Linked DNA regions of Homo sapiens: region 1 is linked to region 2. The links are chromatin loops, found by intact Hi-C in ENCODE. Cell type or tissue: endothelial cell of umbilical vein. All regions are shown on one strand. Each heading gives the region's core, and the rest is flanking DNA. Links, peaks and the distances in the headings are about the cores only.

Region 1 (16,948 bases), core at 391-8,390, 150 kb before region 2:
ATTACATTTTCAAGTGTTTCCTTTCAGCTTAATGTTGCTTTTAGCAGTAAATCAAACTCTTACTAGCAAGACGGAGGAACTGAGTAAATTTTGATAATGAGGAATATTTAGTTTTGTTTCTGAAATTTCATGTAAGTAGTAATTACAAGACTTTCCCCTTTAGCCACCTCGTACATCTCATCCTGTAGTGAAGTTTTCCTGTACAGACTGTGAACCAATGGTTATTGATAAACTTCCTTTTGACAAATATGAGTTGGAACCTTCACCACTGACTCAATTTATCCTGGAAAGGAAATCTCCTCAAACATGTTGGCAGGTAAGCTGAACAACTTACAGTGACCCCAAAATTTAAATGAGGCATTTCTTAAAAAGCTGAATTGAATCAATGGTTTATGTAACATTCTTTAAAGGTTATTAAAGTTTTAACCGCTCCTTTTTAACAGGTGTACGTGAGCAATAGTGCAAAATACAGTGAACTTGGTCATCCTTTTGGTTACTTGAAAGCCAGTACAGCACTGAACTGTGTCAACTTATTTGTGATGCCTTACAATTATCCAGTCCTTCTTCCCCTCTTAGGTAAGTCATTCTTGTCACTTTCTCCTTGGCTTAGCATATAAAAGTTCTCCTAAAGCGCATTTCTTTGTAGTTTTTCTTGTCTTCTGGAAATCAATGAAAATATTTTGAATATTCTAAAATGTTGAACATCTTTAAGAAAATATAACAATCTGTTCGTGTTTACAGTAAATTAAAAGATGATATTGAAACACTTTTTAGTCTGCAATTTAATAAAGGTATTTTTTTTTGCGGGGGGGTGGGGGAGGGAGGGGACGGAGTCTCGCTCTGTCACCCAGGCTGGAGTGCAGTGGCGTATTCTCAGCTCACTGCAACCTCCGTCTCCCAGGTTCAAGCGATTCTCCTGCCTCAGCCTCCCTCCCAAGTAGCTGGGACTACAGGCATACACCATCATGCCTAGCTAAGTTTTTTATTTTTAGTAGAGACAGGGTTTCACCATGTTGACCAGGCTGGTCTTGAACTCCTGATCTCAGGTGATCCGCCCGCCTTGGCCTCCCAAAGTGCTGGGATTACAGGCATGGGCCACTGTGCCCGGCCAAAGATATTACATTTTAAATTTTTTAATTAAATATTCTAACTTTTCTGCAAGTTAGATTTCTAACAGTTAGAATTGGTAATGTAGGCTTTCTGTTTGAAATGAGACATTTTGTAGAAACATAGTATAGTTAACAAGATCTGAGTGCATTTTCTAAGAATTTATCTACACTTTAATTTTCATTTGGCAAATATTTTTTAAATAAAGGAATTTGTTCCAAAATAATTTGATAAAAGCCTAAAGTTAGTTTCTGGGTACAATCTAGCTATCATTTTTGAGGAGTGCTGTTGGAGAAAACTTACCTTCCATGAAATCACATTAAATTTAAAAGTTATAGTCAAAATATTAGTACGTATATTTTATAGAAAACATTGTGCATGCTTTGTTTCTGTCTTCAAATCTGCTTTGTGTCTAGGTCTAGGGAGGGCATAGATTTTCCTTGTGTGTTTTCTGATTCTAACTTAATTCCTGCATGTACTTTTAGACCATAATTGGCATCTTTTCATTTTATAGAAAATGACAAAACCGTAAATCTTACTTTCATGTTAAAAAACGTCTGATGTTACTCTCTCAAAAATAACAAAGCAGACTTTAAAAAGGAAACGTCTTTGACTTGACTTCTATGTGTGAAAATAATGAGTAGTGATAGTTTGTTCACATTATACGTTTCTAGATGACTTGTTTAAAGTGCATAAAGCAAAACCAACATTGAAGTGGAGACAGTCATTTGAAAGTTATTTGAAGACAATGCCTCCCTACTATCTTGGGGTAAGAATATTATTTAAAAGAACTTGTTGGCCGGGCGCAGTGACTCACGCCTGTAATCCCAGCACTTTGGGAGGCCGAGGCGGGTGGATCATGAGGTCAGGAGATCAAGACCAGCCTGGCCAACATGGTGAAACCCCGTTTCTACTAAAAATACAAAAATTAGCTGGGCGTGGTGGCGGGCGCCTGTAATCCCAGCTACTCGGGAGGCTGAGGCAGGAGAATCGCTTGAAACCGGAAGGCAGAGGTTGCAATGAGCCAAGATTGTGCCACTGCACTCCATCCAGCCTGGGCAACAAGAGCGAAACACCGTCTCCAAAAAAAAAAAAACAAAAAACTTGTTAATTATATTATGCTTATGGTTTATTGTGGGTATTATAAACTTTTATTTATTGCTTTTATAGATTAAATGACATGAAAATTGAGCATACAGATGACCACTATAGGTATAAAGGTAAAGAGAGGTTTCAGTGATTTGCAGAGTAGTGATGATGATCATGATCATGAGAACATTTATGTACTGCTTACGTAGGCCAGGTACTGTCCTAAGCAACATCATTAATTTATACAGTTACCCTATGAGGTAGAAATGATTATTGGTTCTGTTACATAGATGAGGAAACTAAGGCATTAAAAATTAAATAATTTGCACAAGGCTACATAGCTAATATGTGAGGGGATGAGGAGCCTGAAATTCAGTCTGGCTTAGATTTAGGCTTTTAACCTCGAGTGTTGTACTACCTTTTAAAATTACAGTTTTATGATTATAGTTGTCTCTCAGTATCTGTGAGGGATTGGCTCCAGGCTCACCTGTGGACACCAAAAGTCACAGATGCTCAAGTCCCTCATATAAAATGGCATAGTATTTGCATATAACCTACACACATTCTCTTGTATACTTTAAACCATTTCTAGGTTACTTAATATGTATATACTTTTATACTGTATTGTTTAAGGAATAATGTCAAGGAAAAAAGAGTCTGTATATATGTTCAGTACAGATGCAACGATCCATTTTTTTTTCCTAACGTTTTCAGTCTGTGGTTGATTGAATTCACAGAATACGGAATCCATAGATATGTAGGGCCGACTATATTTATTTTTAAGGGTGCACAATAGTTTTTGTTGTATTATTTCCCAAATCTCTAGAAACACTTTGTAAGGTGGATAAGTGTATATTCTTATAGAACCATATGCTTTAGAGGACTTGATTACTTCAAAATAGTGTATCATAGTAGGTAAAACCAATAATGTGCATTTTATTAAATACATGATTTAGTTTGTGAAAGATAACTTTTTAACAAAAGTACTTAAAATCACTTATGTATTCTGTTTTGATGCAGGAATATTATAGCATTTGGCTATAAATAATCTTTCTAAATCATCCCTAATATAATTAGGAGATTAATTTCTTGAGCTTTAAAAATCATGACATTTTATAGTTCTAACAGATAAGTTGTGTTGAATGTCTAGCACACAGTGCCTGGCAAGTAGAAGGACAAAAAAGAACAAACACTTCGAACAGGAACTGTTACATATGTTGACTCATTTACGTTTCATAGCAACCCTGAAGATTTAGCCAAGCCAGATAGGTGTTAAATATCAGGGCTGGGATTTGATTTCAGTTTGACACCAGTGCTTATACACTTTCTAATATGTCAATGATTATCATCCTTTTTCTGGCTCTATCCGATTCACAAATGCTAGACACTCTTGCTAGTGATATTTTTCATCGTATAAAGTACTTCTCAGTCTCTCCTTACAATTGAAAGTTTTTTTTAACTTTCAACTACCACATCCATAATAAATATTAGATTGTTTTTTCCTCCTGCTTATGTTTCCTTCAGAGCTTTTTTTCAGCTCAGCATATGATAATAATAGTAATGATTAATAATTTGTACCCAATGGTTTTATAAAGTGCTTTATGTGTATTAACTCATTTAATCCCATGACAACCCTGTAAGAGTAGGTATTGTTATTATCCCCATTTTACAAATGAGAAACTAAGCCACAGAGAGCCAGAGAGCTTATTTATAATCTGATCTAGAATCATATAACTAGTGAGTGGTTGAGCAGCTAATTACTCAAAAGTAGAAATCTTGCATTTTCCTTGAGTGTTTTTCACTTACTACCCATGTTTTATCAGAGCTACCTCTAGAATGTGTCTTCTGTCCATTTATTCCAAACCTAGTTTCTCCCAGTGGTACCAAGGAAGACCAGTATCTTATCCTTCTTGTCTTGGGGAGTTATTATGGCCTCTAATCCTTTTTAACTACTTCAAACGGCCTTTCATCCCACTGACAAACATTTTACTGAAACATAAATACGATTGTGTTACTTCCTTATTGAGGAAAAGAAGGGGAAATAATTTTTTGGAGAAAATTTTAAGACAGACTATACATGGAACCATAAGTTTTTAATAAGCTTAATATTGAATGATGTTTTCTTTTTTCCTATAGCCCTTGAAGAAAGCTGTTAGGATGATGGGAGCACCTAACCTAATAGCAGACAGTATGGAATATGGACTTAGTTACAGTGTCATTTCATACCTCAAAAAACTGAGTCAACAGGTAATATCAAGAAATAGAGTGAGCCATTAAGTATTTTGAATGGTTTTGGCTAGGATGGTTAAACAGGTTAAAAGCTAGTTCTTGATGGTTCTAATGGAATTCCATTATATTAATATATTACATTTTAGAGCCATATATTACATAATTCTGTCTCACATCCATGGTGTGCTATGTTTTGAAACATTAATTTGAAAATTATATAATAATTCCTAATTTATGAAAATGGCTTCATGAGTGTGGTCCTAGACTTGCTATATGTGAACATTATTTATCTTTTGAGAAATTTAGATTAGAAAGTCATTTTTCCTTAAAAAAGAAAAAAAAAACTCTTTATGTTTTGAAACCTGCAGATTTTTCTTTCAGAATGGGAGTTTCTTTGAAATGTTTGTAGAAAACACTGAATTTTGTCATTCTGGCCATAAGTCACATTAATAAATACTATAGTAGTCAAGCAGTATATAGTTTAACTGACTGTGAAATTATTAATGTCCTATGAAATACATTATTTCTCCAGTACTTCTGACATTGCTACCTTAACTACAAATCAAAAGGCAGTTTGGGAGGAGTCAAAACATTGCTTCTTGCTTTCCAGGGAAGAACTGCATAATTATTTGCCATATTGATGTGCTAGTAAAAATGTCTTACATAATGATGATTTTAAAAAAATAATTTACCGTCACCCCTGAATTGGGAATACACATTTTTGTTTAGTGTGCATTTATATTTCATGGTTTAGGTATAGTGGGTATTAATAAATAAAATAATAAATTGAAATTGTGTTTGTCCTGCTCCAAAAGTTTAGAGTTGTAATGATTTAAAATCATAAGACATTGTTGTTTAAACTATGTTTAATTTACCCAATACTTGACATAAACTATGCTACTTGAGTTTTTAACTTCTTATATACTTAAAAAATATATATTTAATTTATAGAAGATCATAACCATTAGTATCTGATTTATTAATTTAGATTTTATCAAGATAATTCTGACTTATTTTTACTTTAGGCCAAAATAGAATCTGATCGAGTCATTGGATCTGTAGGCAAAAAAGTAGTACAGGAGACTGGAATAAAAGTCCGGAGCCGATCACATGGTTTATCAATGGCATATAGGAAAGATTTTCAACAACTCCTCCAGGGAATTTCAGAGGATGTCCCTCACAGACTGCTAGACCTTAATATGAAGGAATACACTGGGTTCCAAGTTGCTTTGCTGAATAAGGTAATAATCATGAATTTAGTGCTACTCTAGTTATGTTCTGTTATGTTACTGGATAAATCACATTTTCTGTTAACTCTGACATTCAGTTTATCCAGACTTTAAAGAGTACTTCTGTACTCTTGTAGACTAATGATCATTATACTGTCACTGCTAGAATTAAAACAGTGTACATGGTGTGTGAATGAATGGATAGATTGATGAAGAGTAAACTAACTTGTTTATTTTATAGATGAGAAAACAGAGGTTTAGAAATTGCTTTAAGTTGCAGTAGTGGATGGTAGAATTCACTATAGTTTTGTACTTAAACTGATGACCCTATTAGACCCACAGCATGATCCAAAAATGCTTTGTGAGTACTCATGGTTACAGATATCTTTATCCCAGCAGCCTTTTTGTAGAAATAGGCAAGCTGATTCTAAAATTTATATGGAAATGTAAAGGTCCTGGAATAGCCAAAACAATTTTAGAAGAATAAAGTTGGAAGACTTATATCATCTGATTTTAAAACTTATTGTAAAACTTACTACAGTGATCCATGCAGTGTGGTGCCATCATAAGGATAAACATAGGAGATTAGTGGAACAGAATTGAGTCTAGATGTAGGCCCTCACACACACAGTCAATTCTTAACAAAGATATTAAAATAAGGTAGTGGATAAGAAGACAGTCTTTTAAACAAATGGAACAATTGGATATCCATATGCAAAATAATGAATTTGACCATTACCTCATATTATTTGAAGTGGTCGTGATCTTAAATGTAAGAACAAAAACTATAAACTTCTAGAAGAAAACATAGGAAAAAATCTTTGTGATGTTGAGTTAGCAAAGATTTCTAAAAGCACATAGCAAAAATGTTGATAAATTGAATTTCATTAAAATAAAAAATAAACTTTGCTCTTTAAAAGAAACATTAAAAATGAAGAGGGAAGCTACAGCTTGGGAGAAAAGCACATATCAAATAAAGGACTTGTATCAAAATATATAAAGAATTCATATAACTCAATAATAAAAGGACAAACATGGGCAAAATATTTGAACAGACATTTCACCAAAGAAAATATGCAAATACAAATAAGAACATGAAGTAACACTCAGCCTTATCAGCCATTAGGGAAATGCAAATTAAAACCATAACGAGATACTACTTCATAACTGCTAGAATGAATAAAATTTAAAAGACAAAAAATACAGGGATTGATGAGAATGTGGAGCAACCCTCCTAACATTACTGATAGAAAATAGTTGATATTTTCTTAAGAAGTGTAAACATAAATTTGCTGTACAATCAGTCATTCTACTTGTAGGCTTAGCATGCCAACATGGCAGCATTTTTCATAATAGCCAAAAACTTGTAACAGTCCAAGTGCCCATCAGCTGGTGAATAGATAAAGAAGATGTGGTGTGTCCATATAATAGACTACTACTCTGGAATAAAAAGGAACAAACTACTGATACATGAATAATGTCAATGAATCTCAAAAACATCATGCTAATTGAAAGAAGCCAAGTACAAAAGATTAGACGTTGCAAAATTCCATTTATAAAATGGAGCATAGAAAGAAAGCAAGTCACGTGGTTGCCTGGGGATAGGAATAGTGATTGACTGCAAGTGGGTACAACAAACTTGGGGATGGTGGAAATGGATTATGATGATGGTTTCACAACTATAAATTTACTAACATTCATCAAACTATATACTTAAAATAGGTGATTTTATGGTATATAAATTACACATCAAAGCTGTTTTTTAAAAAACTTCAGTTTTTAAAATTTGGAGATTGATTTTTACTTAAATGAGTTTACTTCTTTTATCCAGAATATATAATAAAATCTTTAGAGTTAGATGGTGAATTGAGATTGTTTGGTTGAGCTCACTACCAAATTTTCATCTTTTGGCCCTGAACCGGTACATTAAGATTATATCATATGTCTTTATTTTATTTTTTTTAAGCTAACCAGTTTATATATCTTATTTCCAAACCTATGCTGCAGGCTAGAGATTTTAGTCTCTTGTAATTCTATGTTTGACAATAAATTTTGTCCTCGAATGTTGTTTAATAGGATTTGAAGCCACAGACATTTAGAAATGCTTATGACATACCAAGACGAAATCTTTTGGATCACTTAACAAGAATGAGATCTAATCTTTTGAAGAGCACTCGCAGATTTCTGAAAGGACAGGACGAAGGTTAGAACATAGTTTCAATACTGGTATTTTTAATTTTTTTTCTTTATAGTCTGAAAAAGCATAGCATGGTGATGTAAATTTCAAAGAATTATTACAGTACTATAACATTCTTATTGTAAGTTCAAACAAATGAAGTAAAAGGTGAATCATCCCTGATTCTGTACCTTTCTTCCTACCATCACTGTTGCCCCAAATTCTCTTCCCTAGAGGTAACAACCTTTCTTAACAGTTTAGTTTCCTTTTATAGCTTTTCTCATGCATTCATGCGCGCACGCGCGCGCACACACACACACACACACACACACACACACACCCACTTATCAAACTGTATACTTAAAATAAGTGATTTTTCTTATCTCAATCATTTTCTTGAGATAATACCAGTATCTGATGGTTTAACTCTGGATGGCCAGTTTCATGACATTTTCTGATAATTCCTTCTTCACCTTTATCCATGGCACCTACTATAAATCAAGTCAGATGAGACTTTAAACGTTTGCCACCTCTGATTTAAGAGTTCTAACAATAATTTTATATAAAAGAGTTAGCTATGCGACTTTTTTTTTTTTTTACCATACTGTACTTCCATTTTCTACAAATTCTACTATAATTAAATTCTGTTTATTTGGAATAGCGCAGAAGAGAAGAGATACATCTTTCACGGTAAGATCACACATACTTTTTTTTTTTTTTTTTGAGTCAGAGCCTTGCTCTGTCGCCCAGGCTGGAGTGCAGTGGTGTGATCTCGGCTCACTGCAACCTCCGCATCCTGGGTTCAAGCGATTCTCCTCCTTAGCCTCCCTAGTAGCTGGGATTACAGGCACGTGCCACCATGCCCTGCTAATTTTTGTATTTTTAATAGAGATGGGATTTTGCCATGTTGGCCAGGCTGGTCTCATTCCTTACCTCAAGTGATCCGGATGTCTGCCTCAGCCTCCCGAAGTGCTGGGATTACAGGCATGAGCCACTGCGCCTGGCCACACATACTTTCTGTATGTGTGGAATTAATGGCAATGTATGTATGTGTGAAATTAATGGCAATTTTTGTTTTGTTTAGATGATGAGATCAGTATTTTAAATTTTATTTTAAAATATTTTGTCGCAGTGGTTATAATTGCACCAAACAAATTTAGAATATGTTGGTAAAGAAGACTGTCTAGAATAACACTAGGTAGCATTCATATATAAGGAAACATTATTTGAGAACTAATTGGAGGTTAACTTTTTTTGCTGTTGTATTCTTTTTGAAAGATCAAGTGCACAGTGTTCCTATAGCACAAATGGGGAACTACCAGGAATACCTCAAGCAAGTACCTTCTCCACTAAGAGAACTTGATCCTGATCAGCCACGAAGGTTGCATACATTTGGCAACCCCTTTAAGCTGGATAAGAAGGTAATTTTGAAATGTTCTATTATGTAATTTGTTTATGGTAGGCACTGTCAGTTTTATAGTTCTTAATTTAACTGAAGTAAGCTGAAGCTATTTTCCTGGTAGAGTATCTAATAAATATGAACAGAATATAGTTACCTTCATTGGAATTGACACTGGTTGTGCCATTTAAACATTGTTTGTAAATTCAAGAAAGTTGTATTCTTTTTTGCTAAAGGGTATGATGATAGATGAAGCAGATGAATTTGTGGCTGGACCTCAAAATAAACATAAACGACCCGGAGAACCAAATATGCAAGGGATCCCTAAAAGACGTCGGTGTATGTCTCCACTACTAAGAGGCAGACAGCAGAATCCTGTTGTAAACAATCATATTGGGGGAAAAGGACCACCTGCACCTACAACTCAAGCACAGCCAGATCTTATTAAACCTCTTCCTCTTCATAAAAGTAAGAATTGTTTTTTTCTTAAACATTATTTGCTGCCTTTTGGTTCCTTTTCAAGGAAGATATTTTTGTTATAGATTATAGAAGGAAATTGATTAGTAGTACAATGAGTGAATGAATGTATAGAAAATTTGTTTAAATGAGCATGTAATCATTTTTGTATGTCTTTTTAATGAACATTTGAACATTTCTTATTTATGATGCTTTATTAGCTATTATGTTCTAACATACATTTGCAAATCTTTCAAAATAATACTTTCGAAAGGAGCATTATCACTATCCACAGAAAGATGGTTTTCAATTTCAGTTGAAGTCAACTAATTATTAAATATGTATGCTATTTTGGATAATGCTGTGCTTTGAGGTATACCACTGAAGACAGGAGTGATCTCTGCCCTCATTTATAATCAGCAAGGAAGGTCAGTCATTGAACAGATATTGGAAGTATGTTGAATGTTACGAAAAAGATGTCAAGTATATTCTGGAAGCATTTGGCAAGAGGATTTAAGTCAATGAAGTCAAGGCACTTAACTGAAGAAGTTAATGCTTAAGCCAAAAGCTGTGCCGTTTGCTTATGCTGGAGCAATAGTATGTGCAGAGGCATAAAGAGAAAGACATTAAGGGAATTTAAAAAATTCCAGTATAGCAAGGGTGTTGGGAATGAGGTAAGGTGAGAACTGAAAGATAGAAGCCAGATTATGGAAGGTCTTGGAAGCTATTTTCAACTTTATTCTAAGGACAGTGAGAATCCACTGAAAGGCTTAAAATGATGGTGACCTAATCTGATTAGCATTTTATGAAGACCAGGTTGACTGTAATGTGTGTGGACTATTATCAGAGAGGAGCAAGAATGAATGTAGGGAAACCCTAATGAATTAATGGACTTATCAATTATATATAGTGGTCATACTTACAGCATGTTAACTGAAGGGAAACAAAATATTATATGACTCCTGATGGAAGTATCCAATACTGCCTTTGAAGTTGTCTTACCCAAAAAAAAAAAAACCAAACACCAAAATTGAACATCAATGTAATCAAACCAATTTATAGGAAATACAGGGGACAGAGAAACATGTGGGATACCGTTAGTAAAATCCAGATTGTAGAAAACTCTACAGGACAAAGAATCTGTTGGGTTTTTTTCCTGGAAAAAAAATATTTTTTCCAGAAAAATAAAAGGGGTACGGAAGGATTTTACAGATTCAAATGTAGTTTAAGAGATATATAAGCCAGTTGCAATGTATAGGCCTTAACTGTACTCAGAATCAAACAAAATCAAACTTTTCCACAAACAGAAAACATGTTGGAGAGTATGGACACTGACTGTATATTTGATGTTATTAAATAATTGTGCATGCACAGGAATCAGTTGGGAAACCCGGGGAACAGATGCTGCTGACCTGACAGTGGGGTTTCAAGAAGAATATGTATTTGAGAAATACCTGGACATACCACTGAAGGACTTGGTTACTGGTCAGATGTTGGGACCAGAGCAGGGGAGGAGTCAGACGTATGTCTTGAGAGACACTGGGTGGGTGGAAGAAGAAATGATAAATGAGTTTAGTTTAGAAGTGCATATTAGGTCATCAAGTGGAGATCCTAAGTTAGAAGATGAATATTGAGTTTGGGCTCAGGAGAAGAGGATTGGGCTAGAGGGGTAGTATGAGAGGCAGGTTACTGCCTATTGCACTGAATAAAATCTCACCAAGGCAAAAAGAAGAAAAAACGCTCAGAACAGAACCTTGAAAGTGCCAAAGTTAAGAGGAGAAAGCAGAAAAGGAGATTGAGAAGGAAGAATTTTAGAGCTAGGAGAAAATAGGGGAGAATTTAATGTCATGGAAGCTAAAGGGCAAGATAATTGAGTGGGTAGTTGTCCCAAATACTTTAAAAAAAAAAAAAAAACTGTTCAATCAAGAGAAATGGAAAGATTCTGTGGTCTTTGGCGATCTTAGCAAGAGCAGTTTCTGTGGAGTAAAGGGGCAGAGCCTAACAAGGGGTTATGGGAGGAGTGAGAGGTGAGAAAATGGAAACAATGGCTATGAGTATAAACGACCAGTTAAGTTTAGTTGTAAAAGGAAGATGGGAAAAGAGCATGGTATCTGGAAGAGTTCACAGGGTTTTGAAAATGGTGATTTTTCTTTGTTTTTAATATCAGAGATGCTTGAGCATGTTTCAGTGCTGGTGGTGGAACCAGTAAAGAGGGAGAGGTTGAAAATAAAAATGAGAAAAGGCATACTCAGCACAAAATTACTGAGAACGCAAGAGGGAATGGTCTAGAGCATAGATGAAAGAATGCTCCCTCCATTGACACTGAATGTGGGGGAAGTGGGGCGAGGGTGTGTGCAATTTAGTTAGAGGAAGGTAAAGGAAGTCCCTTAATCATGGCTTTGCTTTTCTTCCGAGCTCTGTGAGGTAGAAGGTGAAGTATACTGCTGAGACGGAAGGGGATATTGGGAAAGTCAGAGGTTTGAAGAGAGTGAGGGAGTTTAACAATCTCTGTGGGAGAGAGAGAGAAAAGATTGTGATAAGGTTGCTAGACAGTGCCTGGGATCCAAGTAGAGATGGTGATTGTGACCACTCTGTAGAGCTGGGCCCTATTTCTCCAGCAGCGCTCATGATTCCAAATGCAAGTCTGGGGCAAGCAGATAGTGAGTCAAGAGATGGGATTTTGCTTGGCAGATGTTATGGGAAGACAGTAGAATAAGAGAAATTCAGACATTAGTAAAAGTGATATATCACTTTTACTTACAGGGATATAAGCCTGATACAGAATTGGCTACTTAGAAGGGATATGGTTAATAGGAGGAAGAAAGTAGAGGAATTGCTAGAGTCAAAGTCTGGCTGAGTTAAGGAGCAGTAGCGGGAGTACTGTGAAGATGATACTCCTCCATCTCTGAATTTGTCTGGATGTGAAAGGCGAAGGTGTAAGTGTAAGTTCTTTAGAGAGAAGCTGGGGAATGGGGAGGCCAGGTTCTTAACAGGTGATCTGCTTAAACACTGAAGTCACCACAGCACTTCTCAGACTTGAATATGCATGTGAATCACCTGGGAGGTCTAGTTAAACTACAGATTCTCATTTATTCAGTCTGAGGCAGATGAGCATTTCTAGCAAGCTCTCTGTTGGTGGTACTGCTGCTTGTCCACACACCAGACTTCGAGTAGTAGTAAGAACCAAGAATGAAGTCAGAAGGGCTTTGGGGGTGGAATGTGCATGGCAGATGTGCTTGATAGCAATAACTGAAGCATACCTTGAGAATGACCCTGCTTGCAGACAACACCTGCATGCGGTTGGGAGTTCTGAGCTAGGGAATAGGGTGGCTAACCCAAAGATCCATTCCCTATCTATAAGGAACATCTGTGCCCCTAACCCATTGTGAAGTGAATGCAGGCCAGACAGGGGATTGAGGCCCTTTGTTTTGGGTTAAATGAAGGTTGCCAGGTGGAGGTTGTTAGGGGGAAGAGTGCTAAGTGAAAATACGATATAAACTGTATACTTTTTGCAAGCAGTTGCCATTTTTCTGCCCAGCCTGCTGCCACTGGGCCGTGCAGTTATCCTGTCCAGCCCACCACCATTGGACTGTATGTAAGGTGCTTCTCCTGCCTAGCTTGCCACCACTGGGCTTGCTCCCCTTTATGTAGCCCCCAACAAAACGCCTTGTCTTGTTTGCTGGCTCTGGGTCTCTTCTTTGGCTTCTTGAACTTGGTGCCATCCCCACTGGAGTTGATAGGGGCTCAGCACAACAGAAGGAAGGCTATGAACTGGGTGCCAGAGACAACAGTGGCTTACAGGCTTGTACCCTGGAGATTGGCCTAAGATAGTGATAAGGAGAGACAGCGTGAATGGCATGGTTGAGTCTCACAAGAGTGCAAGGGAGTAATTTTGCAATAGCACTAGGAAGTGAAGGAATCAGTGACTCCATGTCCTTTTATGCCTATGGAGATTGTGCAAGAGAAAGCAATTTCTACTTTTGGTCTGGAAAGGAGAGCAGTCTCCATACAGGAGAGCTGGGTTTCAGTTAAAGCATAAGTTGTTGTAGAGAATATTCAGTAAAGAGGAGTTTGCAAATCATGGAATCGAATTTAGGAGAGAGTCAGGAATTTGGGGGATTTGTGATGAGTGTATAGGGGAATATGGGTAAACTAAGTTTATAGTTTGGACAGGAAATGAGGACAGTAGAGATGAATTCAGCTGGGATCCTGGAGGTTGGTGAGCAATCAGAGAACTTAAAATTCAGCTGCTTTCTGTGGGGCAAGTCTAATAATCTGGTGTTAAGAGGAAGGCTTGCGAGCTTTCAGTTTTAGTAGTCTAATAAGCTGAAGTGGGCACCAGGTTGCTCTGCACTGGTAAATAAATGATGACTAGATTCTCTAGTTAGAAGGTATACTGTAAAACATTACCTGTTTGGTGGTATGTTCCCTGCAGAATTTGGAACAGTTAAAGGCAGAAATATAAGTGGAAAGTAAAAACTACCCAGTGTTTACTTTTGCCTCTAAATGATACCAGATGTATAAGGCATATGTGTGAGTTAGGGCTCTCTAAGGTAGAGATAGATGACCGTGATAATTTTGATCATAGATATTTCATTGAAGTATCAAGAACCTACTTGTTTCAATAAAATTGCTATAGAATAAACCAGAAAACTAAAAACTACTTGAAATTGGCTTTATTTTTTCCTCCAAGGGTAAAAATTGTAAATATTTTGTAAATACTGTGTATGTGTCACATTGAAATCTACCGTATCTTTGGCAATGCTTAAAAACTATATCACATTATTTGTTAACTTGCATTAGTCAAGGAAAACAGTTGACTTGCTGTAGTAATGTTCTTTTGTAGCTTTATTTACTGTATGCTTTGAGACTGGATCCCATAATTTTTTCCCCGTATCTTTGTTTTTAGTTTCAGAAACCACTAATGATTCGATAATACATGATGTGGTTGAAAATCATGTTGCAGACCAACTTTCATCAGACATTACACCAAATGCTATGGATACGGAATTTTCAGCATCTTCTCCAGCCAGTTTACTGGAACGGCCAACCAATCATATGGAGGCTCTTGGTCATGACCATTTAGGAACCAATGACCTCACTGTTGGTGGATTTTTAGAAAATCATGAGGAGCCAAGAGATAAAGAACAATGTGCTGAAGAGAACATACCAGCATCTTCACTCAACAAAGGAAAGAAATTGATGCATTGCAGAAGCCATGAAGAGGTCAATACTGAACTAAAAGCACAAATAATGAAAGAGATCCGAAAGCCAGGAAGAAGTATGTATAATAAGAGACGAACCTCAGATCTGATTTCTGTATGTGCTCAAAAAGCAAAAAAGAAAAAAAAAGTCAAGTAACTGTAGTAAAAGAATACATATGATTCTAGATCTGTCTTGAACAACATCTCAGTTAAGATCCTTTATTCATCTGACCAACACCAAATATCTTCTATTTCCAAGGTACTAGGTATGGTGGTAGGCAGCAGGGACTGAGAGCAGAGCAACACTGTACAGATAAATTGACAGGAACCCATAGTCTTGAATATTCTGACCAACGATGGAATTTTAATATAGCAGCTAGCTCACAAGAGATATAGTGAAAATTAAATGACTTCATGTCTGTAAAGTTCTTGTCATAGTGCCTACCACTATGTTTAGTAGTTAAACTGTGATATTATAGGATATGTTTAGGCCAAAAAACTAAAGTTATGAAAGCTCTCTGGTATATGAACACAAAAGAACTTCGTGGGAAAAAGTTCAGTATTATTGGCATTCATTTAGAGGATGTTAACAGATCACTTGCCCTGGGGTAGTAGAATGACCTGGGTGGTCCAGAAATGGGAACAAATCAGTCCTTGGAGTTCAGACGTTTATAGCCCTTGCAGAGTTTCATATGAAAACTTTAAACTGAAATAACACTCTTAACCTGTCTGGTTTTTACCCCCACTTCCCAGTTACCCCCATGTTAGCTGTTAGAATTTTAAACTGTAAGGATGGAGTTTTGTAAAGGCCACTTGTTCTTATTTTTTAGTGATACTACCATAAAGCTATTTACTCATCCTTTTAAGCTTTATGTTTGATACCTTAATAGGAACTTTTACTTACAAAGCAGGGTTTGATTAGTTGTTTTATCTTTGTTGCTGTGTACTTACTTTTACATATATGTTAAAATATAAAATCTCTAATGAGTGGTGAAATTTTTATGTAGAATGTTTTTATCTCAGTATATCTTAATATCATAAACTGCAAAAGAAGAATATTGAATAAGAATACAAATGAAAGGCACTTAATTTTTCTTTTTGTTTCTTTTGCTTTAAGAATATGAAAGAATCTTCACTTTACTGAAGCATGTGCAAGGCAGTTTACAAACAAGACTAATATTTTTACAAAATGTCATTAAAGAAGCATCAAGGTAAATAAACTATTGCATATAATGAAATGGTGATGAAATGAGTCCACAGTTTATATAGGCAGTATTTTAATAGTATCCGTTTTGCACTTGTATTGTTTATAAATGTATATGGCATACCAACATATAAATAAATTCTTATTCTTTTTTAGTTTATTGAAAGAAATTCACTTAGAAAACAGCCACACATACATTCTTCAGGAATTATGGACCTTTTCTCCCTACAAATTACTGGATACTTGGAGAATTCTTGTTATTCTTCTCTGTAGCTTTTTGATATCTTTACATTAATATTTTATAACCTTTAATTTTTCTCCTTTATACATTAATATTGGTGACTAAAAATAACGTACTTGAGTGTCATTTATTTTTACATGGGAAAACGTAATTAAGGAGACAAGAATTGGACAAATGGGCCTTATTCTGATTGTTTCAGTAGCCCAGGATCATTAGTACATTGGCCCTCTGTATCCCTGGGTTCCACATTCATTGGATTCAAGCAACCACAGATTGAAAGTATTTGGAGGCGGGGAAATGGATGGTTGTATCTGTATTGAATATGTACAGGCTTTTTTTTTCTTGTCATTTTCTAAATAATTCAGTCTAATTCATATCGTATTTACACTGTATTAGTATTATAAATAATGTAGAGATTATTTAGAGCATATGGGAGAATGTACATAGGTTACATGCAAATATTGGGCCATTTTATACAAGGGACTTGAGCATTCGTGGATTTTAGTGTTCATAGGGAGGCCTAGAATAAATCCCCCATCCATACCGAGGGATCACTGTGTAAAGAAGGTGGATAAAGGTTATAAATGGTAATTAAGAAGTGCAATTAACTGGAA
Region 2 (16,948 bases), core at 7,051-15,050:
CACTAGAGCTCGTGGGAGGAATCCTTACAATTATATTAGTCAAGATTTATCTTAAAAAGGGACTTATTCTGGCAGGATATTGAGAAATCAGATGAATAATGATTAGCCGTTGCAACTCTTCTAAGAAAAGCCACTGCATATGTGCTTATAAAACACGTCCTGAACGCAGTAGATGCAGCAGTGACGAAATCCAGCACTGGCTTTGCTCATGATCAAACGAGCAATGTAGGAAGTGGATGGAGCCTGGGGACTCATTTTTTTTTTTTTGGCCTAAAATTCAGTGGAATATTCAAATATTTTGAAAATTTTAATATAACACTGACAAGTCTCCGGTACTTGTTTCTAAGTCTCCTTAGAAAATGTGTACTTTGGGCCCATTTGGAGAACAAACTTACTGGACATGACTAGAAAATTAAGGATGGGTAAGACAGTCAGTCCAGCCCCCTCATTTTACAGTTGGGGTCAGGCCACTTGTCAATGGTGGGTCTAGAAAGAGAACAAACATCTCCCAACTCCCAGTTCAGGGCTTTCTCCTTTATACCTCAGTGGCACCTAGTCCTGAAGTGCCTGCCCCAAGGACTCCAAGTAAGAGGAGACATAGCTTGTCCTTGCCTTTGTGCAGCTTAAAATCTAACTGAGAAGCCAAGACCTTCACACGTGACAAATGTAACAAAAATACAAATGGGAGATGATACATTCTAAATGACGCAGAGAATGGGATGCAGAAATAATAACCAAGTTTCCCTTTCCCACAGTTTTCTTAATCGCCTTGGGGCCCTCCACCTACAGAGTCCTGGCTGTTCACTGCTTCAGGGAGGATGGCAGCAGATAAACTTAGTAATTGAATTTCTGAAAATTTTGTTTTAACTCATAACAGAGGAAATGGTCTTGAAGGGCAAGGCTCTCTGTTGCAAGAGCTGGGCTTTTGGAGACAGAAAAGGCTTTCTGAGCCAGGAAAGGCTAAAAACCTAGAGCAGAGGGTTCACACTGTGAACCAGAAGGCAGAAGAACATGTGGGGCTGCAAGGGCAGCTTTTCCAGCTCAGATGCCAAGTTTGGGCTTCTGGTGGGAGGAAGACGACTGGAAGGAACTTGATGAAAATCTGTGTGCCAGAAGCGTTCTGAGAAAGGATCATGGATTGAACCTCTCCTGGGCTGAGCCCTGCAGGCATTGGGATCCCTGAGAAGAGCAGGACTGTGTCTTCACTTGTTAGGGGGTGAGGGCGGCAGCTCAAGATGAAGTTCAGCTCAATTATAGAGAAATAAAGCAGTACTGCTTTTATGTCTGAGTTGGTGACTGAAAATTCATACTCTTTATAATAGGAGCTTCTTATAGGAGTTCTCAATGAAGAGCAGAACGTGTTATAATCTAACAGATGGCGAGCCCTTCATCACACTGTCTCATAGAGAGACCTCTAACTTCCCAGTTCAGTCTATCTGTGGCCCTACATGTTTGAGCCTCACTCTCCTCAAGCCTGGGGCAATGAAATATTAAATATGGACTTGTAGAGAAAGGCCCAATTATCTCCATAATTGACAAAGGAAAGACGTCTTGCAACTACTGTTGTTACGAAAAGGAAAATCATTCTTCTAAGCACAGGTTGAACTGCTCAGCTTCACTTCCTTTGTGTGCCAATAATAACGTCAGAAGATGTCAGAGTCAGGTCAAAATAAAAAGGGGAGTGAGAGCATGTGGAACATTCCTTCCCTTCCCGAATCAGGTGATGTGCAAAATAGAAGTTTCACAAATGTGGAAGAAGGAGAGAAGGTTTAGAAAGAAGGAAGAATGATGGGATCATCTTAGTTTTCTTCGACTCTGAATTTTGTAACCTTGAAAGGATATGACTTGGCTTTTTGTATCATATTTTTCAGCTACTTCTAACTTGTTATACCATCAGCAGTTAAAGACAGCAGTATGGATGTTGAACAAAGATAGAAACTGTACTGGAGTGGAAAATATTTTCCATAAAGGCTGGACGGAGCACCAATGGCTTTGCTGTGGCTGTTACTGTAGTCCGAGGCTGGAGCAGGATTGTCATCAATACCACACTTCCAGTGAGGGCAGCAGAAAAGATTTCCCTGTGGTTCTCCAAAACCTGAAAGTCTCCCCGTTTATAACCGACTCCATAGAGTAATTTTGCTCATTGTTATTGTTTAAAAAACCTACTATCTATCTACATATGTATCTATCCAGATAATCTTTTGTGTACATAAAATCACAATTTTTATGACACTCTCATCCATGTCTGTGGGAGAGTGAAATGGCACCTTTGGAGAATACCCTAGCAATAGGGATCAAAAGCTTTAAAGAGTACAGTTTTTACCCCAGCAATTCCAATTGTAGGAGTTTTTTCTAATAAGGAAGGATATGCACAAAGACCTATTAGAAAGATGTTTTTGGCAATGCTGTTTACAGTAGTAAAACAGTGAATACAACCTATAGGACCAACAATAGTGAACTGGTGAATAAAGTACAGTGCAAAAATATAAGGGAATACTGTATGAATAGTCAAACTATTATAGAGATGAGTTTCCTGGCATATAAAGATGTTTGTACTATAGTTAGAAAATTAGACTATAAAACAAAATATACAATGCCATTTTTTAGTAAATTATTACCCAAAATGTTATATATCTACATAAATATATAGATGCTCAGAAAAAAATCCTACAAAGGCAGACACCAAATTATGTATAATGGTTGCTTCTGGATAGTAGGATTCTGGGTTTGCTTCTCTTTGCTAATCTGTATTCTCTGATTTTTCTGCAATGACTATGTATTATTTGGGTAGCAAAAAATTATTTTGAAATTGAGAAAAGCACCAGGCACATCAAGGTAAGGAGTAGTGGCAGTTATTCACTTTCGTTTCCTGTCTTGGGGGAAATCCTGATGATTCTGGTAGACCAGATATCCCTGAAGTACCACTTCAGCTTTTCAAGGGGGGAGAAAGTAGTCACGAGAAGTCTGCCTCCATTTTTCTTTCATATCCCGGATGGAAATCAACACCCTCTGTCGAGTTGAAGTCACACAACTAAAACTGACCTTTGAAACCAGAAGGACTACACCATATTTTTTTTGGAAATGGATGCCAGCGTAGCAAAGCATCAAAGGAGTTGTCTGTGTCATATACTGTCCTTACCCTGTGATTTCCTGATGCATATCTTTGGTTATTGCTTTTTTCTTATCAACTGTCAGATAGTTAATACTGCCTAGCTTTTCAGGCCCCCATTCAGAGGACTCTGAATATACAGGCCCCACACCATGAAATAACAATCTAATGGACTCACACGTTCAGCTTCAGTAGATTCCTTCATCTCAGAGGTTTCATTTGCCACTTCCATGGTCCAACAGGTAAGGCTGCTACCTGCTTCTCAGACAAACCCCAAACACACACCTCTACCCTCTTCATAAGGGATATATCCCGTGTTTTAGAATAAACCACTCTCAATGGATAAACATATTTTCAATTATCAACTTAAAAATGCAAATATCAAGTGAAAAATGTTTTTCATCTAGATATTAGGTGGATCCTAGAGCCTATAGGTTTTAAAAATTAGAACCCAAAAGTAAGAGATTCAGATAAGCCACCTGTATCAGGGATGATTTAAGAGCGAGCTTGCATAACGAAGAGATGGGCTAGCTCGGTGCTCCTCAAACTTTCAGTACATACAACTTACTGGCCTCAGGAGGCCTGGGATTCTGCATTTCTAACAAGCTCCTGGTGATGCTGATGCAGTGGTCCCTGGACCACACTCTGAGCAGCAAATTTTCCAGTTTGGTGATTTTATACGCTCTACCAGGCCATTAACACCTTCCCTGGGCAGCTGACAAAATGTGAAGCAAGCAGGATGCCCTGACCCACAACAGCTGGCATTCTGTGGCTCTGAGGCTGTGGCTGAGCCAAAACCTAAGTGGCTGCAAAACCCAGACCTGCCATAAATGCCACACCCAGGCCTGTGGCCTATTAGTGTCACCTACCAGCTACATGCTAAATGGCCCCAGCCCTAAGAGGAGGCCTCGGAACCTGACAAGTATCCCAAAGCCCCTCCACAGAAAGCTTCAATGCCTGGGGTTGTGGGAAGAGCCACCAGCAGCAGGGCCCTCTCTCCACAGTTAGGGAAAGCTGGAGTGAGGCCCCTGGCTTCTGGGGTGGGGAAAAGAAACCTTAAGGGTGCTCTCTCATACCATACACCTACAGGGACAGTAGCTATAGGTATACAAGATGCCCCATGCCTGGAATACAATAGATACTACTGAGTAAAAGCTTGAATTCTTCAGTCACTTTGAAGGAAAAGCCACAGAAGAAGACAGACTGGATAAGGAAATCAGATTGATCTGTACAGATGTACAGCATTTCAGTGGTTTCTCACTGGTTTCTGCAGCCATGGCCACACACCAAGATGGAACATGTTATCACTGACACCATCGACCAACACTCAGCCCCTTATGGAGAACCCGATCCAGGGCTGCAGACTCATTCCAGCTGTGCCACAGCTCACCCTGAATCTCCTTTGAGAAGAGTTTTGCGAATAAACATGACTGTTGTGCCAGGACATGGTCTTAAATGTAATAAAAATGGAAATAGTTCTTATTTGGGGTTCGTTGGCTGGAAGTTGCATGCTCAAGTACTTCCAGCTCTGTGGATGGTAGAGTAGAAATTCAAAACCCTATGATATTCCTCCACTTGGAAATAAGTACATCATCTCCCCAGTGCTTTCATTTGTTTTATGTCAACTGCTGGGTTTACTACAGTATATCAAACAATCATTAGTATTACTAATAAGCCCTTTGGAAGCTAAGGAAGTAAAAAACTAATGAAAATAGGGGCAGACCTGAACTGAGACACTCAAGGTATACAACTAACTCTAAGAGACTACATTCTAATTTAGAGAATATTGGTGACTTTTCTTTATGACAATTTTACTGCAGTAGGGTGTGAAGCTGGGGATGGAAGAGGTGGATTTTTGAGTCTTTTCACAAACCTGTGAACACTGCCAACTCCATGCTAATCACAAAATTAAGCAAGTTCAATAGCTAAAATTGTTCTTTATGAGAATTAATAAACAGATTTGAGTTTTGCCTAGATCTTATGGAATAAGACTCTGGAAGAATATTTGTTTTGAGAATTACAGGGAAAGTATTTTACACAGAAGAAAAAATGAAGACTCTAACATTTACAAATGGATAAAAGTTGACTACTAGCATCTCTTCTGACACATTGATCTTCCTTTTTTGGAGATGTGATAAAAAACTGGCTCTAAAATGAGCAAAATCTGTCAATAAGTTATCATCTTCTCTAATGAAAACAGAAAGAAAATAATAAATACTTCATTATCCCAAGTCTGAATTTAGCTCTTGCATATGGAAACACAGATCATATGTATTCACATATTCCGCATTGGTGAGGAGTTCTACAGTATGCAATCATGTCTTTTCCATGTGTTGCTTTCAAAGCTCCTACATTGGCTTATCACAAATGTAATTGCTTAATTATATCACAATGAGCTCATCTTTCCCTCCAAAATGCTGAGGGGTTGCAAAAATGTGGCCAAGGCCAAAATCAAAACATTTATTGCATCAGTATCCTGAACTTGTAAGAAAATATTGAAATGACTGAGAAACTAAAGGGAGAAGGCAGCATTTATGTGGAAAGAGACAGCTGTGAGGAAAGACAGTCTCAGGAAGGGATGAGATGTCTTCCCAGACAGAGAAGCGAAGCAGAACTGACAAGCCCCAGTGGTGGCTCTAGACCAGCTATAACGGCTTGTAATTAACCAAGACACCTGGACTTCCCTATTTGAAAAACACCTGTGATCCACCTGACCCCTTTTCTCTCAATAAGAGTGATCCAGGGGCCCAGAGCAGCAGCTGTGCCTAGTTGGGGCTGCTTCGAGGGCAGTTCAGACACAGCAACCCCAGGAAAGCAGTAGGGAGGATGTCGACAGGAAGGGAGGCTATCTGAGTTACTGGAGGGACAGAGCAGGAAGCTGGAAAAAGAAGGTAGGGCCAAAATGGAAGAGGGCAGGAATCTGAGTCCCCAGGAGGTTGAAAAACAGTTTCAGTGACTCACAGCCACCCATCAGTTGTGCCTTTTTGCATGGCTCAGTACATGTTCCCAGGCTCAAATCAGCAGAGCACACTGTTGGTGGCCTTTTCTCCCTGACTTCCACAGCCACAGAGAATTCCTCAGGGAACTGTCAAGGGGCTAGGAGAAGCCCTCTATCACTTCACCCAATCTTTTAGCATTTGTGCTTTCTGCTGTCTACAAGGCATTCCTGCCATCGCTGGCAGTTCCTAAGGTGCCAGATAAAGAGCTCATGACTAACTGAGTTTTGAGGAGGAACAGTTTTAGAGGCAAAATTAGGAGACAAAATAGAGAAGGTTCCTTCAGAACAGCCTCAAATAGGACTAGTTAATTCTTTGACTACTTCCTATTGGCTTATTCTGGGGCTAGATATCTTCAAAAAATGTCATATTTTCCTAAAAATATAATTTTTAAGTTCCTAATACCTTCTAAGAGTAATTCTCTAAGTATGATTATAATCTTAATTTGAATGGAAATATTCAATCACACATGATGCAAATTTCGTTAGCATTACGTGGCAGAGTTGCTTTTTTTCCTGGCATAATTATTGTTTTTCTTTTCTCCTGTTTATAAATAATTTCCCTCCTTTTATTTAAACTGCATAAGAATGTAAATTGTACATAGTGGCTTGATGATCTCATTAGATTTCTGGAAAAACAGGATTCTGGAAGTAAAAATTAATCTTCCATAGCAAGTATTATGATTTATTGAGATCTCCTGAGTGCCAACAGTGTGTTTAGCCTTTCAGAAAACATTGAAAAAAATAAAAATAAAAATCCCGTCTTCCTTGTCGATCTGAAAAAGGCAAATGAACCCGTTGCAACTGGAAAAAATTCACCCAGACAAAACCAAACCATCCATTAAAGAAGCCCCCCGGTCACATCCCCCGGATCTGGACGGGGACAGAGGACAAGTCAGCGAAGTGCAGTTCCATGATCTGTGAGGTGGAGGAAAAGAGGACGATGCCCAGCAGTCCACATGCCTGCCCCTACCCTAGACCTGTGCAGTTCTGTGAGGGGAGGGGCACAAAAAGGAGCTGCTGCCTCTCACCACAGTCTCTCTACTGTGACCGACCTATAGGCAGCTCACGGTTCAGAGAAGCTCGGGTTGATTCTGGCCGGCCCTTGCTTCAGAATTTACATTACAGGCCACGAGAGAGGATGCCCAGGCTTCCAGATTTTTATGCTGGGTCAAAAAGAGAGCAAAGAGAAAACAGGTAAGTGCCTCAGTGCTTCCCTGCTTCTTTCCTTCCTCCTCCTTCCTTCCATCTCTTTGTAGAGGAGTTTCTTGGACATTCATATCTCAGCCTCCTAGAGCTTCTGGAAGGGCCCTTAAAGGCTTTCCAGCCCAATCCTCTTATTTACAGAGGAGGAAACAAAGGCCCAGAGAGGGTGAATGACCCAAGAGCATGTGGCTAATTCACGGTGGAACTGGGACTAGAACTCAGGACACCTCACCACGCCACCACTCTTATACCTTTCGCTTAGTGATAACTTTTCTTTTTCTCCCATGGGGCAGCTGGCATGAGGAAGCAGCCCCCTGCATTTTGAGGAAAAAGACAACTAAATAGAATGGTGCTCTCTGGAGGGAGGTCTCATTACAATCCCTAGTAATGGAAACTCAGCTGTGGACAAACAGGCAACAAGGTCGATGCTCTTGCTAGCTTACCCCAAGGAAGCATTTCTGCCCCTGTGAACTCAGGAACAAATGGGTAAAGGAGCATCACGTGAATGTTGAGTAAGAATCACTTGCACACGCAGAAAAATCCACTTTGTAATAGTGAATGATTAGAATTAACTCTCAATTCCCAACAGGAACCAGGAATCATTCAAAAGCCACTGAGTCGAGAGAGGCTGACAGCAGTGGCAGAATGACAATGAGATGCAGGAGCTGCTCCCAGGATGTCAAACTGGGACTGGGACAATGCAACTGTAGGGCAGGGGCAGCCCAGGACCCTGCTGGACACAGACGGTGCCACCCCAAGTCTCAACTGTGACTGGGAGAGGCCCTGTAACTAAATCATTCAGGATAAATAACAAAGTCACTACCCTTCTCTCCACTCAGACCCCTATGATTATATAGTTTGTAGGGAAACATTATTTTAAAAATCTACTTAGGAAATATTTTTTTTTCTTATTGTAGCATTGTCAAATTGATACTTTAAAGGATTTAAGACTTTAGGTTTTAAAATTGTTTCCAAATCTTTTCAGAAAGTCAACTATGTTACTCTTCACTGACTGCTCAAGGGGCCTTCTCCTGAAAGTAGGTGGCGCCAGGATTTATGCTCCTGGCTGGGAGGAGAGGCAGGCCAGGCACCGTGCTGGTGCTGACGCAGGGACAGTCAAGCCTCCCCGCTTCCCCCTACCCGCCCCACCCCGGTACCCACTCTCCCCTTCTTCCTTATTAATGGAACCATAGCATGTGACAATGTAACCAAAGAAAACATAACATTTTTCAGACTCCCTTGTAACTAGGGTTAAACATGTGACCAAGGTCTGGCCAATAGAGAGAAAAATTACTGGGTAGAGTCTCTGAGAAAATTCCTTAAAAAGTGGGGATGGCTCAGCTGGCAGGTACTTTCTGCCCTTCCCCTTTCTTTTTTCCTGCCTGGAACAAGGATGTGATGGCTGGGGTGGAGGCAGCCATGTTATAACTCTGAGACAAGCTTGAGGAAGGAAGCCAAAAGCTGAGAACGGTGTAGTCAGATGACAAAAGGAGCTTCTACACCAGACCTGCACTGCCTCCGTGGACTTTTTTTTTCTTCTTAAGGGTTAGAGGAAAACGAATCCCTACTTGTTTAGCCATCATTTTCCACCATTATTTGTAGTCAAATACATTTCCTAACTGAAACACATATACACACTCACTCACCAAGAGGCCCCAACACTGAAGAGTGAGGCAGGAACCACCAAACATTTAAAGTAGAAAGGAAGAGCAATAGCAGGGTATTGATCCCAGCTGCACTAATAGAAATTCCAACTCAGAGGCTGCAATTAAAATAATGGAGAGGAAAACATCCCAAACCAAATTACCAGTTTTGATAACTATAGAGGTGTTGTGTCGTGACCAGAGGACTGATTTGTGAGCTACAAATTGAACTAAGGCTTCACACAAGTATTTTAGAAAAATCATTCTGAAAAGAAATGTAGCCTCTGGGCAAAACTGAGTGGAATGGAAATGGTGGCACAGAGAGAGAGAGAGTTCAACTGAGCTTTCTCTGGTTTTAGGAATGCAGGAGCTTTGGGGAATGAGTGCAAATCTCTGAAGCATTATTCTCATTATTACTAAGGTTCTTAATAACTAAGGGGCAACATTTGGTCTCCAGTTGGCTGAACTGACCAGAAATTGCTCATTGCAGTTATACTAATAATGAAATATAATTTGACACTAAATTACAAATCCAGATATAAAACTATCTGCTCAGTCTGTTATTGCAAAGGAAAACTAAGCCAGAACATCAATAAATAGAATAATCCAATTAAGTGTCTCTCCATTTGGGAACTATTTAGAATTCAGAGTTTAACAGGCTAGTGAGATAGGGCAAAACAATTTAATATTTACTGATTTAAACAATCAGGGCCTTTATATTAAGACAATTACTTTTGTTAATTTAAAATAAGTATTCAATCAATCTGAATGGCTTTGGTCATTTATGTAGTAATCTTAATCACTCTCAATTCTTTCTAGTTATGAGGCATAATTTCTCATGAGTAAATTTACCTGTACTTTAATATTAAATATAAGCACCTTTTTAATAACCAGAGTGTCTTTGTAAACATATTCCTGATCATTTTCTGCTGCATATAATAACCACTTATAAGCCAGGAATTACAAATACAGGATGATGGATTGATAAAAATGTCTGTATTCTTTTAGCCACATTTAAGTGGAAAAGTAATAGCTAAATTCCCTAATTACAACCTACATCGGTTATACATACTGATATATATGTATATCAATGTGCATACGTATTGGTACATATGTATTGGCATGTATAACCAATGTAGGTTATAATTAGGGAATTTAGCTATCACTTTTCCACTTTAGCTATAACTGTTCCAACTGTTAACACACTTCGCAGGATTTTGCCAGAGATAGATGTTCCCTCCATTGGAGAGGGAAGGATATTTGCCTGCAGATGCAGACATGCAAGGGAAGAGATTTTGCAAGAGATGAGCTGGAGCAACTGCAGGGATCCAGGAATTGTGCTCTGAGCTTTCTGTTTGCCTGAGGGTAGCAGGTATCTGATAGATGTTTGTTCAATGAAAGCGCTACCTCAGATTCTTCAGAGATGATGCTCCTAGAAGCATCCACAAGCAGCTGATAAAGCCTGGGTTACATCCTTCAGGCTGAATTTCTGTATGATCAGATTCTCCAGGAAAAGCCTCCACTTCCAGAGTTACAGCATCCTGTACCACATTCTTTGGCAAAGATGCTTTGGTGATTCTTACCTACTATAAAACCATGTACACACATGGCCTCTAGGGTACTGACCTCTCCGGGGACCGTTAGACAATGCTGAAGGATGTTTAAAAGATACTTACTGCTCGTGGAGGACAGGTGGCTGTAGTCGGACCTGAAACACAAGACCTCAGCGTTAGTAGAATTCTTTATCCAAATGATTTATTCAAGCCAGAATTTTAAACAGTCAGTGGTAAGTAGCATTTAGCTGGTAAAGAAATGTCACCAATTAAAAACTGCAGTGCTAAGGCTCATTTTATGCAAAATAAAGTTATGTCTGAATTTGAAAGAAAACTTTAAAGGAACTTTAGAATTCTGGGGGCTCTCATGTGAGTTCTGCAAATTCCTCTGATGAGGTTTGGAAGAAGCCATCTAAAGGTTTAGCAAAAATATTGAATGGTTATTTCTCTGGGGAGAAGCCCCAAAGTTTTCAACAGATTCACCACTCACAGATTCACTCCAAAGGTTACTGCAAATGAGCACCCTTCAAATATTCGCACAACACCATGGGGAAATGTTCTTTGCTAACATAAGCAGAGGATCCCAGCGCGAGGAGAGAGGGAACCTCAGCTGCGAAGGTTTCCACATTCAAGGTGGGGCTGACCACCAGGAAACAAAGGCACAATGATATTTCCACTGATTTCAGTTCCATCTGAGAAGAAAGCCTGCTGGATATTAGAGTAACAGGATGTGAGCTGTGATCGGGAAAGGGAAAAGGCAGGCTAAGGCTGGGGTGAAATCGCCCTTTCAGTTTCTATGCTGAGAAATCAGCTGCTGGCATTCAGCCTCCGTAAGAGTGGGGCTCTGGCCAAGGATCTGCTTAATCTCTAGTAAGTTTCTGCCCTACTTCTGTAGCTGTTAAGACTTTCCTCTCTGGCAACAAATTTGATATGGAAGCTACTTATTTTCTTCCCCTAGTGTCCCAAAGTCATTCTCAGTAGGAAATTAATCACTTTAGCACGTAGGGATTTATTCTGCCATGGAAGTTAGGGGACGAAGTTATGCAAATAAACTGCTTAATTATGTTTAATTTTATAGATATACATTCCTTTTATCTCCTTAGTCTCCTGCTGCCTTTCCTGAATCATCCAATTTTCACTCCATTGAACTTCTTGCCACATTTAAAAAAGTACATGCAAAACTTTTTAAAAAAATCATAAGCAGCATGCCTCTTACTGATTAAAATAACCTACATCACTCAAAATGCTGCATTGATTTATTGGTCGAGGAACAAAATGGAAGAAAACAACATGTGGTTTTCACTTTCACAAATGAAATACTTTAGTAGTCATGGAATCAATGAATTTTAAAACTGGAAAGAATAACAACTACCAACATTTGCATATCCCTTTATATATTACAAACTGCATTCATATATATATATATAATTCAATATTTTATTGACTAGGAAATTAAAGTGATACTATCTGTACAGAGGCCAGGAGGTGAGCAATGATTAGTGACTGAAGTTGAGTGTGCACGGTGGGTGGAGAGGAAGGACTCCGAAGGCAGAAGGGATTGACTGGCTAGCACATGGTGACATACTAGCTAAGGGAGACAACAGAGAGGGGAGGGTCAAGGATTAGCAACATTCTGAAGCCCAGGATTTGTAACCCAGTACTGGTGCATTAAATTCTTTCTGGAACCATTCAGGACATAAACTTTAGAACAATACTTGGAAATGTAATTATATATAAACTTAGTGACTGCTCAGCAAATATCCACTGTGGTAGATGCAACAGGAAAACAACTTGATTACAATAAAATCATCTTAAGATGGACAGACTTTAAAGAAATGTCATGACTATTCAAATACAACACACAATAAGAATGGCGATATTTCTATTTCTTTTATTCTTTAAAATGTGTATTTTCAGCTAGGATTTTCCAAATTCTCTTGAAGCAGATGGGATTCACATATGCATACATTTTAAAGATCTGCATACAGATGGATATGTATGTAGAATGAAATTTACACTTGAAACATAGTTCAAGAATCTTAAAGTGCAACAGTATTTTAGTGTCTTGGGACAGGTGCTGGCATAACTGATGCCCCTCTATGAGTCCCTCCACGTTTCTAGAGACTAAGGGCACCACCGGGTTGGGCCCGCCGAATGGTCAGCCTTCTGACAATCACGCTGATCCTGCTGCAGTTCCCTCCACATACAGCAGCCAATCTTTGCAAAGGATAAATCTGATCATGTCTCTCTCTGGATGAAATTCAAGCTCGCTAGTGTAAAACACAAACCCCTCTCTCCGTGACGGATGGCCCAGCTCTGCTGTCCAACTTTCACCCGGGTCCACCGTCACAACGGAAACACACAGAAAGTCACCTACAGCCTCCCACTGCTCTCCAGCCTCTGATCCTCAGTATATGCAATTTGTACACAGTTGCCATAATGATGGAGACACAATTTTGAATTGCTCTTTTCACTTGATACCATCATAACATGCTGCTACACATTTCCTGTAATTATCATTTTAAATTAATACACTATAATTTATTCAACCCTTTTGTTGGCTAAATGATCGCTCCTGGTTGTTCACCTTTACAAAACACACGGCAATGAGGTATTTATGAATATGGCTTTATATTTATTTTCTTTTCCTTAGAAAAATTATCATGGGTGGAAATATAGACTGATTTGAGGTATAAATACTTTTATAGCTCTTAAAATATATTCCAAATAACCTCAAAAGCTTATTTACTAGAAATACGGTTAGGAAAGACAAACTACAAAGCTTGAAACAATTCTGCACATAATAAATAGGTTCAAACCATTTCAGAGAATAACCAGGTATTTCATTAGGGTTCTCTGGACAAGTCTGTACTCTGGACAAGTTTTTTTTAGGCAAGAGGAACAGCAGTAGGGTAGCTGCCTTGAGATTTCTGTTTATTGGTCTCACCTTTTAAGAATTTAGTTAGCTGGCTATGCATAAGACATTCAGCCCTGCCAGAATGAAGCATGAAAGGTGAATTTAGAATGAAAAATTTATACACGATATAGAGCAGAATAATACAAAAATTATGTACATTCACACACCTGACAAATATAGACACATTTCCAAATATTATTTACTATTTGTGCCAATAATGAACAGAAAGTTAGATGCAGTCCCTTGTCTATATTAATTACAATATTACATATAGGGATTACATAGAGGTTCTGTACTTAAGACAGTTTACCCTATCAGACAGCAGCCTAGCTACCAAATGATATACTACATATATACAGAATACTACATATATATATATACTACATATATACAGAATAAATTATTTTCCAGGAAAATCATGGCATAAGAATTGATCTTGGCATTCCTGTAAAATTGATCTTGATGTTTCTGTAAAACATCAGCTATTGAGCATCATGAACTTCTTCTGTTAACCCTCATTGCACTGAATTAAATTTAGTGTTAACTAGCTCCACCTTGAATACAAAGATAACAAAGTACTAACAAACGATCTGGTCTTCTATACAGCATTTCCCCTTTCATCTTTTTAAAAGACCTATCCCATTTAAAAATTCATCCCACCTATTCTTTTCCACCCACCTATTTAAAGTCTAGACCCCTGATTTTTTGTTATGTCTTAAGTCACAGCGAAGTATCAATTGGAGGTCCTCCAAAGAAACAGGGCATGGTATGGCCCTACAGGTTCAGAAGCTCAGTGACAGCTGAGATGGAAGTGGAAGTTCATTAATGCCAGACCAAACTATTGAATGAAAATAACCCATCACATACAAAAGAGTGGCTTACATGCCAAATCTTGAAGACATCACTAATGAAACAGTCATTATAAAGCACTGGCTTTTATTTGGGTTTACAAGGAACTGGCTGTCCTTCTATTTAAGGGATTCTGTTTCTTAAGATAGTTTACCACCATCAGCAGCCGACTTGCCAGTTTTTGCTAACAGAAAGTACATAAAAGCACAAGGCATCTTTCAAGTGGATTTGGAAAATGGGAGTTTCAAAATGATATCAATTGCTACAGAAGAATACTAGTTTGCTTTTAGTCTTGGCCTGTATTAGGTGGGTGAGACAGCAGCAGCAGCATTTCAAGCAAAAGAAAATGTCTGAGCAGAAAACAAGAATTAATTACAGATCAGACAGCTCCTGGAGAGGCAACTTCACTAGGTGGGAAGCATACTGGAGATCCAGGCTTCAATTCATGCCTCTAACGAGCCATGTGCCCTCTGAGTCTCCATTTCCTCATCTGTAAAATATAATTATTAGAATAGTGAGGCATGCCCTGTAGTCTCTCAGATGCTCTGAATGATCAAATTACTTAAGGTATTTAAAAGCAACAGAGGATCTATTGTGATGAGTTTGAAAAACATATGGTCTTGAGTTCACCATTTTTATTAAATAAAACTCTAAGTTTATAATTTGGAGTGTTCCTCATAACAATAATAATATAGTATGGTGAGAAATAATCATGTACTAAGGGTTCTAGACACTGAACAGCCACTGTTCTAGGGGCTTTAAATATATATGCTCATTTAATCCTCACACCAACCCTAGAAGGTAGGTACTACTATCGTCATCCCTCTTGTACAGAGGAGGAAACTGAGAGCAGAGAGAGGTTAAGTCACTGGATCAAGGTTTCACAGTCCCTAAGTGGAGGAGCCAGAATATGAATGCAAGCAGGCTGGCTCTTGTGACTGTAACTTTCAAAGTGGCCAACATGGCCACTGGCAGTGGGACCCACAAAGTTTCTCGGAACTGTTTCTTCCATCATGCCACTGAAAGGATAATCAGCTTAAGCAATACCCTGACAGCCCTTGTTTCTGTGTTTTGTTCACACCCCCTTACCCCAAATTCTGATGATCCTAACTACCCACTCTCTCTCTCTGCCTGACCCTAGGTAGTTGAGCATTGCTGCGAGAAAATAAATAACAACGGGAACTCGTACCCCTTGTTATTTATTTAAATACGTAATTGCAAATTTCAACTGGGCACCCACTCAACATTGCCCCAAACAACTATTCAAATCTCCATTCTCCTCAGATGATGGAGGGCTGTATTTACACCAAAGAGAAACCCCATCTTGCCTGCCCTTCTAATTGCAGGAGGGGATGTCCTGCCTCCTACCTAAAGCCATCCATCCCCCTGTGGTATGAAGTCCATCTGCCTCCACTTTTTCAGAATGCTGACACTATAGGGCCAGAAGCAGTGGCTCACAACTATAATCCTAGTGCTTTGGGAGGCCAAGGTGGAAGGACTGCTTGAGGCCAGGAGTTTAAGACAGTTTCTGAGCAACATAGCAGGACCTTGTGTTTATAAAAATAAAAAAATTAGCTGGGCATGGTGTCGGTGGTGCGGGCCTGTAATCCCAGCTACTTAGGAGGCTGAGGTGGGAGGATTACTTGAGCCTTGGAATTTGAGGTTGCAGTGAGCCATGATTCCACCAATGCACTCCAGCCTGGGTGACAGAGAGACCTGTCTGTTAAAAAAAAAAAAAAAAAAAAAAAAAAAAAAAAAAAGAAAGCAAGCAAGCAACATTACAGATTATCATCTTTTCTCCTCCTTCTCCTTCCCCCTTCTATAGAATCCTTTCTATCACACTGATTGCTCAATTAGCACCTATATTTAAGAAATCTTTCTTCACTCCACTCTCCCCTTTAGCTACTGCCTCTTTTTGCCTCTCCTTTTTCCAGACAAAGGAATCCACCTGTCTCCTTTTCTTCACCTTCTACTGCCTTCTAGAGCCACTCTAATCTGGCTCCTGCCTCCACCACCCCGCTGTGAAATACCACTCTTCCTTCACTTCATCATCTCCATTTAAAAAAGACATTTAGCGTTCCTCATCTTCATTAGTTTCTCAGTAGCATAGTTGATCTCTCCTTCCTTTCTCAAAAACTCAAACCTCCCTTGGCTTCAATGATTCATATTCTTCTTTCTTTGACTCCAAGTCTACTCTTTCTCAGGCTCCTTTATCAGCTCATTCTCATTGACTGGGCGTTTAAATATAGTTTCTCAAGGCTGGTCTTAAAAAGCACCTGCTGCACAGAGTTGTTGAAGGATTCGAGGAGTCCATGAAATACATAAAGGCTTAGAACAGTAGGTGGCACATACTAAATGCTAAGAAAGTGCTTGCTATTACCTTCAGTTGATTTAGTCTCTCCCAGAGCTTCCATTGCCATTTTTAGGTAAATAGTACCCAAATGCAATGTCATCATGAAGACCTCCCTTCTGAGTTCCAGACAGATATACCCAACTGCTGATTCATCATCTTTACTTGGATGTCTTGCAACACCTCAGACACAGTGTGTTGAAAATGAAATGTCTCATATCTTGCCCAAACTTGGTTTGGAATAGATCACCAGCTACTTTGAGAATCTGATAAAAAAAAAAAGTTCTCTTCTCATACAAATTCACAAAGCACATCATTTTGCATAC

The links. Hi-C counts contacts between places; a loop is a spot of excess contacts. Peaks named below come from ENCODE experiments on the same cell type or tissue, not always from the same donor. Only the 100,000 strongest peaks of a DNase experiment are listed, where the experiment ranks them.
Region 1: a loop joins it to region 2, with 1.9 times the contacts of the local background. A loop is called at or near these places in 1 of 110 quality-filtered maps.

What each region holds. Positions count from the first base shown.
Region 1 is chr13:51,366,957-51,383,904 of GRCh38, reverse strand. It overlaps INTS6 (integrator complex subunit 6), which reads left to right. Exons shown (of 18, transcript NM_012141.3): 8 at 164-316; 9 at 444-576; 10 at 1,782-1,876; 11 at 4,333-4,443; 12 at 5,451-5,666; 13 at 7,731-7,857; 14 at 9,109-9,251; 15 at 9,466-9,697; 16 at 14,595-14,966; 17 at 16,007-16,100. Among named protein-coding and RNA genes, the nearest start is that of MIR5693, 27 kb to the right of the region's middle. RefSeq lists an enhancer at 12,725-13,224. In endothelial cell of umbilical vein, for the core only: no CTCF peak of the experiment used is centred there; a DNase peak (open chromatin) is centred at 3,434; H3K27ac peaks cover 1,516 bases.
Region 2 is chr13:51,225,061-51,242,008 of GRCh38, reverse strand. FAM124A (family with sequence similarity 124 member A) reads right to left here. Exons shown (of 4, transcript NM_001242312.2): 2 at 10,630-10,661. Among named protein-coding and RNA genes, the nearest start is that of FAM124A, 11 kb to the right of the region's middle. In endothelial cell of umbilical vein, for the core only: no CTCF peak of the experiment used is centred there; a DNase peak (open chromatin) is centred at 11,288; H3K4me3 peaks cover 436 bases; H3K27ac peaks cover 803 bases.